Linked DNA regions of Homo sapiens: region 2 is linked to region 1. A link is an interaction called in ENCODE POLR2A ChIA-PET data of the cell type or tissue named here. Cell type or tissue: MCF 10A. All regions are shown on one strand. Each heading gives the region's core, and the rest is flanking DNA. Links, peaks and the distances in the headings are about the cores only.

Region 1 (5,888 bases), core at 1,261-5,260:
TCAATTAAAGCCAGATAAAGCAGAAAAAGAAGCCTCTGTCACGAATAAAAGCAATTACAAATGCATTTGATGTGAATCCACAATATTATTTCAAATATATCAATAATCATTTTAAATATTAGTGGTTCAAGTGCACCAATTAAAATACAGAGATTACCAGAGTAGGTTAAAAGACAAGACCGTAAGATATAATTCAATAACAAATCTGCTTAATTAGAGTGAGCCCTATGTGTTAAAAGTAGTGGGATGAAGAAAGATATATCATGCTAACACTAAGCAAAATAAACTTGAAGTACCTACATGAATTTCACAAAAACAAAATTCAGAGCAAAAACAAGTAATCAGTGATAAAAAGGATAGTACATAATGATGAAGGGATCAATTTTCTAAAAAGATATAACTATCCTAAACATGTATGCACCTAATAACAGAGCATCAAAATGCCTGAGGCAAAAACTGATAGAATTGAAGGAAAAATAAACAAATCTTTTATTAAAGTTAGGGATTTCATCAGCATACTTACAAACATCTCCATCAGTAATTGATAGATTATACTGGCAGAAAGTGAATAAGGATATATTTGACTTGAACAACACTATCAATGAATTGGATCTAATTGACTTTTATAGAACAACCCATTATCTTACAGAATTAGATGTCATCTTACCATACAATTTAGCAATCATGTGTCTAAGTATCTACCCAACTGATCTGATAATTTATGTCTGCAAAAAAAACCTTCATGTGGATATTTACAGAAGTTTTGTTTATAGTCATTATATTATCATACTCACCAAAGTCAACAAAACCTAGAAGCAACCATAATATCTTTCAATGGGTGAATGGATAGACAATGGATTAACATTCAGTGATAAAAAATAAATGAGCTATCAAAGTATAAAAAGTCAGGGATTAAACCTAAATTTATATTTCAAGTAACAGAAGCTAGTCTATAAAAGTTACATATTGTATTATTCCAATTATGTGACATTCTGGAAAAGGTAAACCCATTGAGATGGTAAACATTTCAGTGATTCCCTGCCATTTCAGTGATTCCCTGTGCAGACAGGGAGGTGGGGGATTAAATCACAGGGCTTTTTTTTAAGGAGTGAAACTGTTCTTTATGATACTATAGTGACCAATAGCACGTTAAACATCTTTGAAAATCCGTAGAATCTTCAAGTCCAGTACTACTATAAAGACACATGCACACATATGTTAACAAATGATAGTGATAGTGTATACCCTTAAAATGATGTGATGGGAGTTGTACTTTATTGCTGTGGTCTTCTTTCCCCAAAACTTTAATCTAATAATGAGAAAAATGCCAGATACATCCCAGCTGAGGGACATTCTACAAAGTACCTGGCCAGTACTACTTGAATTCTCAAGGGCTTCAAAAACATGGAAAGTCTGAGATGTCAGAGTCAGTAGAAGTCTAAGGAAACATGACAACTAAATGCAATAGGATCTGCTGGATAGGATTCTGTAACAGAAAAATAACCTTTGGAAAATTTGGAAAAATCTTAATAATGTACTTTAGTAACATTAATATATCAATATTGATTTATTAATTGTGGCAAATGTACTATAATAAGATGCTAATAATAGGAAAAACTGTGTGAAGGTGTACAAGAACTCGCTGAACTATCTTTGTAATAGCTCTATAAATCTAAAGCTGTTCTAAAATAAATTTTTTTAAGTTTATTTTAAAAATGTGACCTGAGACATATATATGTATCTGTGCCAGATTTAAACTTCACGGCCCCTCACCTGAACAAACACACTTTCCAAGGCCCTAAAATCAATATGCTTACATGGTCTCATATTCTTGTAATGTTTTTAAAACTGAGACATTTTAAACACAATTGGTTAAATAACTGTTCTTTATACTTCAAATCTCTCTCCATCATTTTTTCTCTCATGTAGTTTTGGAGAGGGCACAGGCACTTTGGGGATCATGGTGAAAAGAGGTTGTGTTAGAAATACATTTAGTTTGGCTGTGGAGTAATGTGTGAAATTTTGGTTCTCACTTATTGTCATCTATAATTATAGCTAGGATTACTGGCATAAGAATGGCTTCCAAGTATACTCCTACAGCTCACTGTGCTAACTTACCTTGCATTATGACAGGAAAGTGTAAGGTCATGTTATGTTATGAATGTGTGCTGCAGTGAACAGCCAGAAACATAAGGGTAGTGGGGAATCTAGATTGAAATATACATAGCTAGAAGGTGGTTTTCACATATGCCCAGTTTGCCAATGTCTACCTTTTTATTGGTGTCGTTAGACACTTAATTTAATTATTGATACGGCTGGATTAAAATCTATCACATTGAGAGTTGTTTTTTATTGTTCTCTGTTATAGTTTCTTTTCTTTCTGCCTGCTATTGAATTATTTATTTCATTTGCTTCCACTATTGGCTTATTATTTAAATTCTTTAAGAAAAATGGAATGTTTCTCCCAGCTTTACGTTATGCATTTTTAATTTATCACAGCCTACCCAAATAATATTTAGAGACTGAATTAGTCCATTTTGCATCGCTGTAAAGGAATACCTGAGGCTGGGGAATTTATAAAGAAAAAAGGTTGATTTGGCTAATCATTCTACAGCCTGCACAAGAAGCATGGCACCAGCATCTGCTTCTGGTTAGGACTTTAGGAAGCTTTTACTCATAGCAAAAGGCAAGGGGAAGGGCAGTGGCATGTCGAGAGGGGGAGCGAGAGAGATGCCAAGCTCTTTAAGACAACCAGCTCTCATGTGAACTAATAGAGTGAGAACTCATTCATTACCATGGGGAGGGGACCAAGACATTCATGAGGGATCTGCTCCTATGACCCAAACACCTCCTACCAGGCTCTACCTCCGACATTGGGGGTTACATTGCAACATGGGATTTGAAAAGGACAAACATCCAAACTATATCAGAGCTCCATATTTACTATAAGAGCCATAAAAATGTATACTTAAATTTTTCTCTCTCCTCTTTTGTGCTATTGTTACATAGTTTACTTCTACATATATTATAAACATACAATGTATTGTTACTATTTTTCTTGTATACAGTAAATTACACTTTGGAGTTACTAAAGTAAAAAAATACATTATAGTTACCTTCATTTAAACTATATGCAGTTTTTCATTGTTTTGTCTATGTATGTATATCCAAGTTATTGTCTGGTATCATATTCTTATGCCTGGAGAACCTGCTTTAACCTCTTTTTTTGTTGTAATGAATTGATCCTTTAACCACTCTTTTGGTCTATAATAAATTCTCTCAGCCTTTTTTTTCTGGTTTGCAAAAGCATGTTTTCCCTTTATTTTGAAAAATATTTTCACTTGATATAGAATTTGAGTTGATGGTGATTTTCTTTGATTACTTTAGAGACGTCATTGCATTGTTTTCTTAGTTGCACAGCAGCTGATGACATAGTGAATCTAATTATTTTCTTTCTTCTTGTATATAATGTGTTTTTTCAACTCTGGCTGCCTTCAAGATTTTCTCTTAATCATGGGTTTAAGCCTTTTAACTAGGATGTTTCTAAGTCTGTTATTCTTTATTTTGTTTTGGGTTCTCTAGGACTTTTAGGGTATTATGACTTGATTTTCAGAAACCTCTATGACACCACTTAAATATTTATTCTGCCCATTTCTTTCTCTCTTATTCTGTGATATCACTACTCAGATGTTAGACCATTTGATACTGTTCCACAATTATAGGATATTTTATTATTTTATTCTTTTTTTCTCTTTGAATAATAATTTGGGTAATTTTTGTTGACACCTTCTAATTCATTCATTCATTCCTCAGCTAGATGAAGTCTACCTAAAAAACTGTTTAAGGCATACATCATCTCTATTACCATGTTTTTTTTAGGTCTAGTATTTCAATTTGATTGTTTTATATAGTTTCAATCTTTTTGTTGAAATTCTACCTCTATTCATTTATGTTGCCCTCCTTTTCCACTTGAGCCTTTAATATATTTAACAATAGTTAATTTTAAATCTCTATTTTATATTACCAATATGTAGCTCATCTCTGAAGCTGGTTTTGTTGATTGTTTTTAGAAAATGTTAGTTTTTTCTGGTGTCATCATTTTTAATTGATTATTTAATATCGTGTGTACAATACAGATGGTAGAGTATATATTTTAAATGAATTTTCCTCTATTTCTATTAGGCTTGTATTGTGTAGCATCTAGTCAATCTTCTCAAGAGTTGCACTGGGCTTGGCATTTGTTGTTGCTTGATACTGGGTATGGAAGAAGGGTTTAACTACAAAGATCATGAGAGAAATTTTTGAACTGATAGAAAATATTCTGTATCTTAATCTTCATGGCAACTACACAATAGTATGCATTTGTCAAAACTCATGAAGCTGTACACTAAAATTTTTGAATTTTATTATGCACAAATTATACTTCAGTAAGCATTTTTTAAAGTACCATCTATGTACCTAGACCTTGAAAAACACTACTAAGTGTTACAAAAAGTGTAAAAAATAAAATCTAGAAAGTTCTCAAATCAACACCCAACATCACAACTAAATGAATTAGAGAAACCAAACAAATTCAAAAGCTAGCAGAAGACACGAAATAACTAAGATCAGAGTAGAACTGAAGGAGATAAAACACGAAAACCCCTTCAAAAAATCAATGAATCCAGGAGCGGGTTTTTTTTTTAAGAAATTAATAAAATAGACCAACTGGCTAGACTAATAAAGAAGAGAAGACACAATAAAAAATAGTAAAGGGGCTATCAGCAATGACCCCACAGAAATACAAAAAATCATCAGAGAATACGATAAACAATTATACACAAATAAACTAGAAAATCTAGAAGAAATGGATAAATTCTTGGACACATACACCCTCCCAAGACTAAACCAGGAAGAAGTCGAATCCTGAATAGACCAATAACAAGTCCTGAAATTGAGGCAGTAATAAATAGCCTACCAACAACAACAAAAAAAGCCCAGGTTTAGACGGATTTACAGCTAAATTCTAACAGAGGTACAAAGAAGAGCTGGCACCATTCCTTCTGAAATTGTTTCAAACAGTTGAAAAGAAGGGACTTCTCCCTAACTCATTTTATGAGGCCAGCATCATCCTGATACCAAAACCTGGCAGAGATACAACAAAAAAAAGAAAACTTCAGACTAATATCTTTGGTGAACATTGATGCAAAAATCCTCAATAAAATACGGGCAAACCAAATCCAGCAACACATCAAAAAGCTTATCCACCAGGGTCAAGTCGGCTTCATCCCTGGTATGCAAGGCTGGTTTAACATATGCAAATCAATGAACATAATTCATCACATAAACAGAACTAAAGGCAAATACCACATGATTATCTCAATAGATGCAGAAAAAGCCTTCAATAAAATTCAACATCTCTTTATGTTAAAAACTCTCAATAAATTAGGTATGGATGGAACAAATCTCAAAATAATAAGAGACATTTATGACAAACCCACAGCTAATAGCATACTGAATGGGCAAAAACTGGAAACACTCTCCTTGAAAAATGGCACAAGACAAATGCCCTCTCACCACTCCTATTCAACTTAGTATTGGAAGTTCTGGCCAGGGCAATCAGGCAAGAGAAAGAAAGGAAGCAAATTCAAATAGGAAGAGAGGAAGGCAAACTGTCACTATTTGCAGACGACATGATCCTATATCTAGAAAACCACAGTGTCTCAGCCCAAAAGCTCCTTAAGCTGATGAGCAACTTCATCAAAGTCTCAGGACACAAAATCAATGTGCAAAAATAACAAGCATTCCTATACATCAACAATAGACAAGCAGAGAGCCAAAATGACAACTCCCATTAACAATGGCTACAAAGAGAATAAAATACCTAAGAATACAGCTAAAAAGGGATG
Region 2 (5,888 bases), core at 1,147-5,146, 270 kb before region 1:
AAACCCACAGCCAACATCATACTGAATGGGAAAAAGTTGAAAGCACTCCCCCTAAGAACTAGAACCAGACAAGGATGCCTACTTTCACCATTTCTACTCAACATAGAGCTGGAAGTCCTAGCCAGAGCAATCAGGCAAAAGAAAGAAATAAAGGGCATCCAAATCAGAAAAGAGAAAGTCAAACTATCTCTTTTTGCCAATAGTATAAGCTTACATCTAGAAAACCCTAACAACTCCTCCAAAAGACTCTTAGATCTGGCAAATGAATTCAGCAAAGTCTCAGGTTACAAAATCAATGTGCACAAATTAGTAGCACTGCTATACACCACAATGACCAAGCTGAGAATCAAATTAAGAACTCAGTCGCTTTTATAATAGCTACAAAATAACATACCTAGGAACATACTGAACCTATAAAGTGAAAAGTCTCTACAAGGAGAACTACAAAGCACTGCTGAATGAAGCCATAGATGACACGAACAAATGGAAATACATCCCATGTGCATGGACTGGAATAATCAATATTGTGAAAATGACCATACTCCCCAAAGCAATCTACAGATTCAATGCAATTTCCATCAAAATACCAACATCATGTTTTACAGAATTAAAGAGAAAATAATCTTAAAATTCATATGGAATTCAAAAAGAGCCTGAATAGCCAAAGCAATTCTAAAGAAAAATAATAAATTTGGAGGCATCATATTACCCCACTTCCAATTATACTGCAAGGCTATAGTTACCAAAACCACATGGAACTGCTATAAAAGTAGATACAAAGACCAATGGAAAAGAATAGAGAGCACAGAAATAAAGCCAAATACTTACAACCAACTGATTTTTGACAAAGCATACAAACACAAATTGGAGAAAGGCTACCCTATTTAATAAATGGTGCTGGGAAAACTGGATAGCCTCATGTAGAAGAATAAAACTGGATCCCAATCTTTCACCACATAGGAAAATTAACTCAAGATTGATTAAAGACTTAAAGACCTGAAGCCATACAGATTGTAGAAGAAAACATAGAAAAAACTCTTCTGCACGTTGGCCTATGCAAAGAATTTATGACTAAGACCCCAAAAGCAATTGCAACAAAAACAAATATAAATACATAGGACCTAATTAAACTAAAAAGCTTCTGCATAGCAAAAGACATAATCCAGAGTAAACAGGCAACCTATAAAATGGGAGAAAATACTTGCAAATTATACATCTAAAAAAGGACTAATTTCAAGAATCTACGAGGAACTCAAAAAAGTCAGCAAGAAAAAACATAATTCATTAAAAAGTGGGAAAAGAACATGAATCGACATTTCTCAAAAGAAGATATACAAATGGCCAACAAACATATTTAAAAATGCTTAACATCACTAATCATCAGGGAAATGCAAATTAAAACCACAATGAGTTACCACCTTATGCCAGCCAGAATGGCCATTATTAAAAAGTCAAAAACCAATACATGTTACTATGGATGTGGTAAAAATGTAATGCTTATACACTGCTGGTGGATATGTAAATTAATACAACCTCTATGGAAAACAGTATGGAGATGTCACAAAGAACTAAATTGCAGCACAATTTACAATTGCAAAGATTTGAAATCAACTTAAGTGTCATCAGCTGATGAGTAGATGAAGAAAATGTGGCACATATATAGCAGGGAATACTACTCAGCCATAAAAAATAATGAAATAATGTATTTTGCAGCAACTTGGATGGACCTGGAGGCAATTATTCTAAGTGAAGTAACTTAGGAATGGAAAACCAAATATCACCTGTCCTCACTTATAAGTGAGACCTAAACACAAAAGCATACGGAAGGGTATAGTGAAAATGGGAGACTCGGAAGAGGGGAGAGTGGAAGGTGGGTGAGGGATGAAAAACTACTTATTGGGTACCATACTACTTGAGTGATGAGTACAATAAAATCCTAGACTTCACCACTATACAATTCATCCATGTAACTAAAATCCACTTGTACTCTAAAGGTATTGAAATAAAAAAATCAAAAACAAAACAAAACAAAAAAAAACAGAAAAAAACAAATGCCATAACTAAAATTTGTAACTGTTTTAACATTCTTAAAAGTTTGCCAAAAATAAGGACAGATAAATCTATTGTATTTATTGTTGTTATTTTTTCCAACCAAGCAGCATCATGTTGAGGCTGAGATTGGTTCATTTAGTTTAGAAGACAGTGTTTGGAAAAAATCTACTGCATATTTACTAAATCAGTCATCAAAATTTCACAGATAGATGAGTTAATTAGCTGAAGAAAAGGACTGATTTCCCACTTTTTATGAGAATAAATGTTTACATTCCAGCAACTCATAAGTACAGTTGGGAATAGAGCATATCTCTTATTCAGTGGAAAAAAAAGTGTCCATTGAAGTTTGCTTATACTTTTTTGTAAATTTAAAAGGGTGAGTTTAGGTAATAAAATTAATTAATTTTATTCCCCAAAACATCATCATATAAAAATGAATTTTCTTACACAGAGAATGAGCAGCCTTTGGAAGTTTGTGATCCATGCTGTAGGCAGAAATGCTTAAATGAAAGAGCAATTAAATCATCTTATGGGATAAAAATGCAAGGAAAAATGAAGATGTCTTCTTTTTTAATGTTACTCTGGAAACTGTGGTACTTTTTTTGCTTCTTTCATTGTTTTCACAAAAAACTAGCTCAGATAATATTGTAATGACAAAGAGTGTATTTTTCATGTTTTATTGCAGGACAAAAATTTCTATATTCATTTTGTACAAAATAGCTTCATAGTTTGGCTCAAAGATGGCTAAGAATACAAGAGATCATGTAGAATACTGTTATGGCACTTTAATTCATGAACATACAATTACTTCTACATAATACATCATAGTCCAACTGTGTCTACTGAATAGTAATCATTCAAAACCTGTAAAAATGTTTAAATCAATGTTAAGGGTAGTATTTATGACCATAGTGAATTATTTATCTTTGACCAAGTAAACTAATTCCATCTTCCAGCTTTCCAACAGTTATCATAATATATCACTTATAATTAAATAACTAGAACCATTTTATAGTTTTCTCTCTCTTGCTCATCTTACTCTGAGGATGACTGGTGGAGCTAATGGAGAAAGGGAGGCTGCAGAGGAGTATTTGGGGAGACTGCTTGGATTAATATTCTAGCTCAATTTTTTTTATGTCATGGGCCTTGTGGCACTTCACCATCTTGATATTATCAGTTCCCCCGCCCATGAAGTGAGAGTAGCAATAGTATCTTTCTCATTTTTTTGAAAGAATGAAATGAAATAATCTATTTAAAGCACTTACACAGAGCCTAATACCTGGTAGGCACTCAGTAAATGTTTGTTAGCTGTGATCCTTTTTCCAGAATTTCCAAACCTATTTGTGAGGAAAGCCAAGGAGTGCTTACAGATAACCTATATCAATGGTCTCAAACCTTCGTGTGCATCAGAATATGCTGGAAGGCTGTCAACACAGATTGCCGGACTGCACTGCCAGAGCTGCTGATTCATTAGATCTGGGATGGGGCCCAAGAGTTTGCATTCCAAAGAAATTCCCTGGTGATGCTGAAACTTAGTTGGACGAAATCATGAATTATGTGTCCAACACAACAATTGCAAGCACATGTCTGATTCACAGGCCTCTTAATTTAGAAAAAAAAATGTGTGCTCTACTAATGTTTATATTTACATTATCATAAAACATAGCTTTATGTTCAATATTGAAACTTTACTGATAACTCAACAAAATATTAGATATTTTATTTTCAAAATAAAGACTTCTCTAAAGCTTTACTTGCCATTTGTCCATTGGTTAAAAAAAAAACCCTGAAGATTATTGGAATAATCCGATTTTCTATTTGAAGCATTTGATCACACTACACTGATATAAAACTGGTATATTTTGCTGTTTATGAAGTTTTTCTGCTAATGAAGCCTGTGTAATCACAACTACCAAGCCACTTTTTATACATACATAATAATAGAAAATTAAAGCAATCAATTTAAAAAAAACCAATCATTCGATCTAAATAAGTCATATTTTATAGAATGGTATGTGAATATACCTACTTCACCAGTGCATATTATATTATTGTCTTCTATAATAACCTATTTTTTAACTTTTAGGTTTCGGGCACATGTGCAGTTTTTTTAATAAATGTAAATTGAGTGTCATGGGGGTTTGGGTGTACAGATTATTTCATCACCCAAATAATAAGCACAGTACCCAATAGGTAGTTCTGCGATCTTCATCCTGCTCCCTCTCTCCACTCTCGATTAGGCCCCATTGTTTGTTCTTCCCTTCTTTGTATCCATGTGTACTCACTGTTTAGCTCCCACTTATAAGTGAGAACATGTGGTATTTGGTTTTCTGTTTCTGTTAATTCATTTAGGATAATGGCCTCAAGCTCCATTCGTGTTGCTGCAAAGGACATAGTTTTGTTTTGTTTTTTTTTTAATGGCTGCATAGTATTCCATGGTGTGTACATACTGCATTTTCTTCATCCAGTCTGTCATTGATGGGCATGCAGATTGGTTCCATGTCTTTGCTATTGTGAATAGTGCTGCAATGAACATACACGTGCATGTGTCTTTATAATAGAATAATTTATATTCCTTTGGGTGTATACCCAGTAATGGGATTGCTGGGCTGAATGGTATTTCTCTCTTTAGGTCCTTCAGGAATCACCAAACTGTCCTCCACAATGGTTGAATGAATGTATACTCCCACCAACAATATAAAAATGTTCTTTTTTCTCCACAACCTCGCCAGCATCTGTTATTTTTTGGCTTTTTAATAATTGCCATTCTGACTGATATGAGATGGTATCTCACTGTGGTTTTGAATTTCATTTCTCTAATGATGAGTGATGTTGAGATTTTTTTCATATGTTTGCTGGCCACATGAATGTCTTCTTTTGAGAAGTGTCTCTTCATGTTCTTTGCCACTTTTTAATGGAGTTGTTTTTTTCTGGTAAATTTGTTTAAGTTCCTTATAGATGCTGGATATTAGCCATTTGTTAGATGCATAGTTTGGAAAAATCTTCTCCCATTCTGTATGTTGTCTGTTTACTTTGTTGATAGTTTCTTTTGCTGTGCAGAAATGCTTAAGTTGGATTAGATCCAATTTGTCAATTTTTGCTTTTGTTGCAATCGCTTTTGGCATCTTTGTCATGAAATCTTTGTTCCTCCCTATGTCCAGAATGGTATTGCATAGGTTGTCTTTCAGGGTTTTTATAGTTTGGGGTTTTACATTTAAGTCTTTAGTCCACCTTGAATTGATATTTATATATGGTATAAGGAAGGAGTCCAATTTCAATTTTCTGCACATGGCTAGCCAGTTATCCCAACACCCTTTATTGACTAGAGAGTCCTTTCCCCATTGCTTGTTCTAGTCAACTTTGTCAAAGATCAGATGGTTGTAGGTGTGTGGCATTATTTCTAGGCTCTCTGTTCTGTTCCATTGATCTATATGCCTGTTTTTGTACCAGTACCATACTGTTATAGTTGCTGTAGCCTTGTATTATAGTTTGAAGTCAGGAAATGTGATGCCTCCAGCTTTGTTCTTTTTGCTTAGGATTGGCTTGGCTACTCGAGCACTTTTGTGGTTCCATATGAATTTCAAAATAGTTTTTTTTCTAGTTCTGTAAAGAATGTCATTGGTGGTTTGATAGGAATAGCTTTGAATCTGTAAATTGCTTTAGGCAGCACGGCCATTTGAATGATATCAAGTTTTACAATCCATGAGCATGGCATGCTTTTCCATTTGTTTGTGTCATCTCTGATTCCTTTGAACAGTGTTTTCTAAATCTCATTGTACAGATGTTTGCCTTCCTGGTTAGCTGTATTCCTAGGTATTTTATTCTTTTTGTGACTA

The links. ChIA-PET counts read pairs that join two places held together with the same protein. Peaks named below come from ENCODE experiments on the same cell type or tissue, not always from the same donor. Only the 100,000 strongest peaks of a DNase experiment are listed, where the experiment ranks them.
Region 2: POLR2A ChIA-PET joins it to region 1 with 6 read pairs; 2 of 35 experiments call an interaction of 5 or more read pairs at or near these places.

The regions. Positions count from the first base shown.
Region 1 is chrX:113,655,403-113,661,290 of GRCh38, forward strand. No RefSeq gene overlaps it. Among named protein-coding and RNA genes, the nearest start is that of XACT, 40 kb to the left of the region's middle. In MCF 10A, for the core only: no CTCF peak of the experiment used is centred there; no DNase peak of the experiment used is centred there.
Region 2 is chrX:113,381,279-113,387,166 of GRCh38, forward strand. The region is part of intron 3 of LOC101928437 (a long non-coding RNA gene); the gene reads left to right. Among named protein-coding and RNA genes, the nearest start is that of XACT, 230 kb to the right of the region's middle. In MCF 10A, for the core only: no CTCF peak of the experiment used is centred there; a DNase peak (open chromatin) is centred at 3,533.